Linked DNA regions of Homo sapiens: region 2 is linked to region 1. Evidence: chromatin contacts called from ENCODE Hi-C or POLR2A ChIA-PET data. All regions are on one chromosome and are shown on one strand. The core of a region is the stretch at or near the end of the contact, and the rest is flanking DNA. Distances in the headings are between cores, read along the strand shown.

What was found. Hi-C counts contacts between places; a loop is a spot of excess contacts on that map. ChIA-PET counts read pairs that join two places held with the same protein, here RNA polymerase II (POLR2A). Pooled maps may share reads with other maps.
Region 2: a loop to region 1 is called in a map of ascending aorta, with 4 times the contacts of the local background. The contact joins the enhancer-like site here to the promoter of FAM110A in region 1. A Hi-C loop is called at or near these places in 1 of 168 maps with a recorded cell type or tissue (ascending aorta) and 2 of 50 pooled maps. POLR2A ChIA-PET finds 5 or more read pairs at or near these places in 2 of 52 experiments (PC-9 and activated T-cell).

What each region holds. Positions count from the first base shown.
Region 1 is chr20:830,800-835,035 of GRCh38, reverse strand. It overlaps FAM110A (family with sequence similarity 110 member A), which reads right to left and starts at 1,321. Exons shown (of 2, transcript NM_001042353.3): 1 at 1,085-1,321. RefSeq lists a silencer at 921-1,070.
Region 2 is chr20:1,809,422-1,813,771 of GRCh38, reverse strand. No RefSeq gene overlaps it. Among named protein-coding and RNA genes, the nearest start is that of SIRPA, 84 kb to the left of the region's middle. Within about 2 kb of position 2,516, at least 17 of the 41 ENCODE cell types and tissues checked have a DNase peak (open chromatin) inside an H3K27ac peak, as active enhancers do; they include ascending aorta, where a contact is called at or near this core.

The DNA.
Region 1 (4,236 bases), core at 72-2,571:
CAATTGCCTCAGCCCCTGCCTTGCATCACAGTGGGAGAAGATGATACATTTGCTAATAAGTAAAAAAACCAAAACATGCAAGAACCAGAGCAGGGCTTATGAAGTCAATAAATAATATTTGTTGAAAGAATAAAAGAAAGCCTTGTTTTCTTTCTGAGTCCTCGGAGATCCTGTCCCCCAAAGCCAGGGGCAGGCTCCAGAGGAGAGAGGATATGTAACTCCCTTATGAAGAGATTGAAGACTCTCAAAATGCATGATTCTGTGTGTCAAGGATTCTAAGATTGAAGCCAGAGGGACTAGGAGCTAACCACTGCATTGTCTGACTGTGACTTCGAAAAGGGGCTTAACTTCTTAGAACCTCCGTTTCCCCACCTACAAAAGGAGACTGACAATAGCAACCTAGGGGGCAGGGGGTGTCCCCAGGAGACACAGCAGGGTCTGGCCTAGGTCAGCTGCTCCACCTGGGGGGATTCCGGCCCCACTCCCAATTCCAAAGTCTCTGGTGACTAGTGGCTTTGGTTTAGGGACTGGCTCTATTCCCTTCCCCAAACTGGGGATGATTCCCAAGAGGCCAGCAGCGGCTCTGGGGGCTGGAGAATCTGCTGCCCCTGCATCCAGCCCAGAAATGTCAGTCCCGTCCGATCCCCAAAGAGTGGTCCTCTGTCCCCGTAGACAGAAAGGCGCCAAATGAGCCGAGTCCAACCCCGGACTGCGGAGAAGGAAAGACAGACGCCCAAAGGGGGTATCCCGAGGACAGTGTGGGGCGCGGGGATATGTGATCCAGCCAGGGGTCTACAGGTCCCTGCCGATAAAACGCTGGGAAAATGACTACCAGTTGCCCGTCTGGGCCTCTCAAGGCAAGTCCAGATGTGACTAGACTAGGGGGCTGCGAGGTGGGGCAGAAAGACTTGAACTGGATTCTCCGCCAGAGCTCGCCGGGCCGGGACACTTGCCTCTCTGAGCCTCAGAGTCCTCATCTGTGAAATGACACGCAGGTACGACGCGGGGAGAAAGCAGACAGCAGACGCTCGGGGAACGGGGCCCCCAGACCCGGGGTCGCACCCGGACCCACCCGCGCCCTCACCTGGAGCCCGCGCTAGGCGTGTCCCGGCTCCTCTCGCGCAGGCTTTGGAGAGGCTGACAGCTCGGACCCGGGCCGGTAGTGGCCGCTCCCAACGACGCCCAGGAGGCCCCAGCCCCGCGTGGGCACCTTTGGGGTCCCCTTTGGAGCTGCCCTCCGCGGTCGAGCTGAGCGGGTGGCCCTCACTGTCGAAGGCCCCCACCGCAGGGAAAGTCCCTGGGGCGCCGTGGAAGGGGAAGTGAGCACGCCGCCCCCCTTCACACCAGAATGGTTCGCCCCGGACTTCCTGATTGGTTCCTCGCTTCCGTTCGAACGGCGCGCCGCCAGGGTTGCCAGGCGACCGCTTAGCTTCCCCCGCCCGAAGGAGAGGCGCTGCTCAGCAGCTCCGCCCGCTCCTCCCAGCCGGCCCCACCTTCTTCCTGCCGCCGCTTCAGCCCCGGCGCCTGGTTCTTTCCCTTCCTCCTCCTCCCTCCCGCGGCCAGCTGGGACTTCCTCTAGGACCCCAGCTGGAAGAGCTCCAGTTAGAGGGCCCTGGCTGGTTCCTAGTCCTGACTTTGACGCTAACTCCCTATGTGACCCGGTGCAAGCCCCTTCCTTTCTCTGTTCTCCTAACTGCATGATGATGAGTGAGTTAATTTTAAAATGTGCATACCCAGCAGTCCCGAAATTTACAAAGGAAATGACCAAAGATATGAGCAAAGATTAATATTGCTCAGCCTTATTCATCATAGCAAAATAATGGAAACAACTTCAATGCCTCTTGAAAGGGATTGGTTATATAATTCCATCCTGTGGAGGAGCTAACTTAATTGAGCTTTTTGCATGCCGGGTAGCTTTACAGAACAAGTCTTGTCAAGGCTTATGACATAACCCTCTAAAAGTACTTTTAATTATTAACACTTTATTTATTTCTTTATCTTTTTCTTTTCTTTTTTTTTTTTTTTTTTTGAGATGGAGTCTCACTCTGTCGCCCAGGCTGGAGTGCAGTGGCAGGATCTCAGCTCACAGCAGCCTCAATCTCCTGGGGTCAAGCAATCTTCCCACCTCAGCCTCCCAAGTAGCTGGGACTACAGGTGTGCACCACCACACCCGGTATTTTCTGTATTTTTTGTAGGGATGGGGTTTTGCCATGTTGCCCAGACTGATCTTAAACTCCTGAGCTCTAGCAATTCTACCAACTCAGCCTCCCAAAGTACTAGGATTACAGGCATGAGCCACGCCACCTAGCCTAATTTTTCCCACTTTCTGATGAGGAATATTATGCAGCCATTAAAAGTGAAGTAGCTACCAGGAGCAGTGGCTCACACCTGTAATCCCAGCACTTTGGGAGGCTGAGGCGACCAGATCACCTGAAGTCAGGAGTTCAAGACCAGCCTGGCCAACGTGGTGAAACCTCGTCTCTACTAAAAATACAAAAATTAGCCAGGCGTGGTGCCACATGCCTGTAATCCCAGCTACTCAGGAGGCTGAGGCAGGAGAATAGATTGAACCTGGGATGTGGGGGATGCAGTAAGCTGAGATCATGCCACTGCACCCCAACCTGGGCAAGAGATCATCTCAAAAAGATAAAAATAAAAGTGAAGTAGCTAGAAGATATTTAAAGATAGGGGGAAATGCTAAGTATTAAACATTGGTTTATTTATGTTTTTTAGAGACAGGGTCTAGCTCTGTTGCCCAGGGTGGAGTGCAGTGGTGCAATCATAGCTCACTGTAACCTAGGTTGAAGCAATCCTCACACCTCAGCCTCCAGAGTAACTAAGACTACAGGCCCGCATCACCATGTCAAGCTACGGGTCTCGCTATGTTGCCCCAGGCCAGTCTAGAACTCCTGGCCTCAAGTGATCCTCCTGCTTTGGCCTCCTGAATTTCTAGGATTACAGGCATAAGCCAATGCACCCCTCCCAAATTTTTTTGAAGTACAGTATGCTTCAAAACACTATGTACAGCATAAATATGTATTAAATACATATGTATATGTGTATAATCATCTATAATCACAGCAGTTAATTTCTTCTTTGTGTTTTTGTGAATTTTCCAAATTTCCAATACTTGAACATGTCAAAAAAGTATATTTTTAGGGGGATTAGAATGAATTAACTCTAAGGGCCTTTAAGGTGAGGAAATTTTATAGCAGTCAGTCTGAATTGCTCAATTTGGAACCAGCTTCTCTGTTTCATTCCAGCTGGTGTCTTTTATTCTTTGTTTGGATTGCCAATAATTGAGAACTTACTGCGTAAACCCCTGGGTGGGCAGGGGAGGGAGCTAATAATATATCAATAGCTAATAATGATTGTACACTCTGGCATGGACACCAACCAAATCAGAGCCAACCACTGTCATAAACAGGGAGTCTGCTGTATCCGTGAGGACCAGCTAAATATCAATCCTGGCCCTGTGCCCTCTGCTACATTGTGTTAGGGCTTTATACACATCATCTCATTGGACTTCATGACTATCTAAGGCGAGAGATCCTGCTATTATTCCCATTATATAGATGAGAAAACTAAGGTCGGTCTGGATCCAGAATGAATTCTCTGATCCACTCTGTTACATTCCCTTGTAAACATGTGAGAACTGTTTGGGAGTAACAGTGAGGTAAGGCAAGGGGGATCCTGTGATCCTATAAGACACAAGAGAAGATTGAGCAGGTAGCTTCAGCCTAGGGAGACTTCTTTTTTTTTTTTTTTTTTTTTTTTTGAGACAGAGTTTCACTCTTATCGCCCAGGCTGGAATGCAATGGCACGATCTCAGCTCCCTGCAACCTCTGCCTCCCAAGTTCAAGTGATTTTCCTGTCTTAGCCTCCTGAGTAGCTGGGATTACAGGTGCCCGCCACCATACCCGCTAATTTTTTGTATTTTTAGTAGAGACAGGGTTTCAGTATGTTGGTCAGGCTGGTCTTGAACTCCTGACCTCAGGCGATCCACCCACCTCGGCCTCCCAAAGTGCTGGGATTACAGGCGTGAGCCACCACGTCCAGCCCTAGGGAGACCTCTTTAAGAAAAAATTACAGATATGAAATTAAGTAATAAAGTGAAGATTTGGTTAGAAAGAGACAAGAAACCACAATAAGGTGGCTCATGCCTGTAATCCCACCACTTTGGGAGGTCGAGGTGGAAGGAGTGCCTGAGCCCAGGGGCTTCAGACCAGCCTGGGC
Region 2 (4,350 bases), core at 1,267-3,766, 980 kb before region 1:
TTAAATGTCAGCTCCCCAGAGAGGCCTTCCCTGACCACCACTCCCTGAAATAATGTCCTCCACATTCTTGACCTCCTTCCCTTGCTTTTTCTTTCATCACCTGATATACGTATATTTGTTAATTGTCTATTTCTCCCTTTTAGATTTTAAGCTCCCAAGGGCAAGGATTTTTGTTTCATTCACTGTGGCCTCCCCAGCACTCAAAACAATGCTTGACACAGGACAGAGTTCTTTTTTCTTTTTTGAGATGGAGTCTGGCTCACTTGCCCAGGCTGAAGTGCAGTGGCACGATCTTGGCTCACTATAACCTCTGTCTCCTGGGTTCAAGCGATTCTCCTGTCACAGCCTCTGGAATAGCTGGGATTACAAGTGCACGCCACCATGTCCAGCTATTTTTTTTTCTTTTTTGGGGGGGTATTTTTAGTAGAGATGTGATTTCATCATATTGGCCGGGCTGGTATCCAACTCCTGACCTCAGTGACCCGCCTGCATCGGCCTCCTGAAGTGCTGGGATTACAGGCATGAGCCACCGTGCCTGGCCCAGAGTTCTATAAATATTTGTTCAATGGGTGGGTGATTCATCAGTGGGTCTCATTAAAAAATGTGCAGAAGAGTGTTAGGGAGATAAAATCTCTTTCCCAGGCATTACACAGCCAGCAAAGAGCAAGCTGAGATTTGAATTCAGCTCTGTCTAATTCTAAAGCTCTGCTCTTTTCATTAAGGACTTTGTTTTTCTTCTCCAAAGAACTTATTACCACTTACATATTATTATTATTATTTTTGAGACGAAGTCTTGCTCTGTTGCCCAGGCTGGAGTGCAGTGGCATGATCTCGGCTCACTGCAACCTCCGCCTCCCAGGTTCAAGTGATTATCATGCCTCAGCCTCCCGAGTAGCTGGGATTACAGGCATGTGCCACCACGCCCTTGTATTTTTAGTAGAGATGGGGTTTCACCATGTTGGTTAGGCTGGTCTCGAACTCCTGACCTCAGGTGATCCAACACCCCCCCCCCCACCCCTCGGCCTCCCGAAGTGTCAGGATTACAGGCGTGAGCCACCACGCCCAGCCCACTTACTTATTATTTATCTATTCATGTGTTTAATGTCTGTCCTTCCCACTACAATGGCAGCTCCACTGAGGGCAGAGTTCATCTGTTCTGTTCACAGCTGAATCCCCAGCCCCAAAACAGTACCTGGCACCCAGGAAATGCTTTATAAATATACGCTGAATGAAGGAAAGAAGGTCTGGGATATGGGAGGCTGGAGGTGTTCACACCCTTGCTGGGTCTCTGACTGGGTGAGACGGTGGGGAGCTCCAAGATGTTTTCCACTTCCCCAACCCCTCCCACATACAGACTTCTTATTCACTCTTGGAAGCAATGCTGCAAGGGAAGTATTATCCAAACCATTTTACAGATGGGGAAATTGAGGCTCAATCAGAGAAATGATTTGCCTTTCTCAAGGTCACCCAGCTAGTAAGTGTCAGAGCTGGGATTTAAACCTAGGTCTCCAGAGTTCACTTGTCATGCAAAAGGGACCCTTAATGCTTGCTAGCTCTGCCCACCCAAAGGCAATAGCTAGAAGGTCCAGAAGGTCCAGTCACAATCTATGCATTTCCCCATCAAGGTCAGGGGTGTCAGGACCAATGTGAAACTCATGCTTAATTCACAACTCCCAGCTTTGTCCATTTAAATGAAAACTTTCATGTTATTTTAACCAAAATCCCCTGTCGACTTCAATGAAAGCTTTGAATCCATGAGGAAGGTCAGAAAGGGTTTTTTGGAGGTAGCACAGGCGCCCAGTGGAAATCATATTAGCATATTCATTATCATCAGGGCCCTTTGAATGTGTTTTTGAGCTGTTCCCTTCAAGTGACTGGAGACAATGGCTCCTTTCTGTTCACAAATTCCTGGGCTTGAAGTGGGCTGTGGCCAGCTCCTGTGTGCTTCTCTGCACTTTCCAAATGGTCACAGGGAACCCGTGTCGCATAAGGTAACAGGGAGGATGTCATCCACCAGGAGTGCTGGTGGTGAATGAGGCTCTTTGTCTGGGTTTGGAAGAAATATCTCCTCAAGTCACTTAGGCAGCTATGGTGGACCCCAAAGATGGGCTCAGGTAACAAAATATGTTGTTAAACTGTCTTCTAAGGAGGCTGGACCCTATTAACAGGAGATCCCTGAGTGTGGCAGAGTCAGGGCTGGGTCTGGGGTAACAAGGTAGTTGCTCAACTCTAGAAAGTGCCAGGATCACCCAGGGAGCATTTAGCAACCATCAGTGCCCAGCACCACCTCACCAGGCCATCTGGACCCAAATCTTGGCGAGTAGGGGAGTAAACAGGCATCAAAGGTTTGTAAGTGTCCCCAGATGCAGACAGGCAGCTAGTAAGCAGAGCAGAATGGCTCTCTCCTCGAATCAGAGGGGAGGAGAAAAGAGAAGTTGTGGGTGGGGTATGGTGGGGAGGGAGGGCTACAGGAAATCCTCTGGGCATGTGTCGGGAAAAGAGAACTTCAGGGGAAAAACACTCTTTTTTTTTTTTCTCTCTCTAAAGAAAATTCTCAAACTACAGGAAGTGGAGAGAACAGTACAGTGACCCTACACGCTTGTTACCAGCCTCACCTGTCACCCACATGGAGTCCTTCCCATTTGTGGGGTTTCCAGGTGTGTGCCTGTCCCAGGGAGGCCACGTGCCCCTGCTGCCCCAGAACCTTCCTTCTGTAAAGCCCACGCTGCTCTCCAGTGATTCTGACAGTAGATCCTTGGTGGGAACACAGAGCTCCAGCTCTCAGCCCGGGACAAGCTTTGACAGGAGAGCCAGCTACTGGGACACAAGTCCTTTTGTGTGAAGGGAAAAAAAAAAATAGTTCTAATTAAAAAGAAATCCCCACCTATTTGGACTAATTCCTCCATGACTAGCTTCTCCTTAGTTCTCCTGTTTTCGGACAGGGCCTGAGGCCGATTTCCCCTGAATAGGATCAAAGAAGTGAGGGGACTAGCCTAGGGCCTGGAACACCCAGAGGGTGGCTGCTGGGGGCGTGAGAACTGGGTAGGGGTGCCTCCAGGAAGTCCTCTTATGTGTGCTTCTTTGTTCATTTGACAAGGATTTGCTGAGCACCTACTATGCATCAGACGCTGTGTTCTAGGCAAGGGGGATACACCTGATGGAAGAAGGTCCTTCCCTAGACGTAGCTAACATCCCAGTGTGGGAGATGACACGAAACAGTAAGTAAAATCTACCGCGTGTCAATAGATGGTGTTAAATGCTACAGAGAAAGTTAAAGCAGGGAAGGAGACGGGGGAGGGACTGCTGGAGTGGGTGGTAATTTTTAATGAGGTACCCAGGGAAGGCATCTCTGCAGACCCACACAAGTGAGATAGGGAGCCGTGCTGGAGGGGCACCCCAGGCAGAGGGCACAGCAGATGCAAAGGCCCATGGGTGGGAGTTCTCCTTCCAGGAGTGGTGATCACCTTGAGTGGCTGGAATAGAGGAAGGGCTGGGGAGAGCTCTGGGAGGTGAGGTCAGGGAGGCAGGTCTGTAGGGGAAACTGAGGAGGTCAGACTGTGTGACTTAGGAGGCCTTTGTTTTTCCTCTGAGTGAGAAGGGCAGTGATGGGTGGGTTTTGAGCAAGAGGACTACAAGCTCCAGCCTAGGTTTTAACAGGACATCTCTGGCTGCTGAGTTCAGAACAAGTTGTAGAAGGCAGGCCAGAGGCAAGAGGAGGCTGTTGTGTCACCCCAGGTGACAGACGATAGTGGGTCAGACTAGGGTGATCATGGAGGGCACGGATACGTTTAGAAGGAAGAGCCAATAGAATTTGTGGACTGCAAGAATGTTGGAATATGACTCAGGACAGCCAGGGCTGACTCCAAGGTATTTGACCTAAGCAGCTCGAATTATAGAGTTGGCATTTCCTGATATGAAAATCCTGCAGAAGGGGTGGGTTTTGGAGGCACAATCAGGAGTTCCATTTTGGACAGGTGAGATTTGACATGCCTGTGTAACACGGACGGAGCTGTGGAGTTAGTAGCTGGGCATGAGGCTGGAGTGCAGGGGAGACGCCTGGCCCGGAGTCACCCCAGATGGTGAGTGAGATCACTTAGGATATGATTGTAGATGGTGAGACATGGACTAAGGTTCTGATATAACAGGAACTGGGCCAGGCCATGTCTTCTGGGCCTCGTCACCTGGGATTGATGGAGGGATGTCCTGATCCTACCTCCCTCTCCATTCACCACTTCCAAATCTTAGCATTTACCCTAAAGATAAACGGGAGAGCTGAGCTAGCCTAATTTTGGTTGAAAAGAGCAGAGCCTCTCTCCTAACTTGAGCCATGGGGGTTGTTGTAAAGCTACA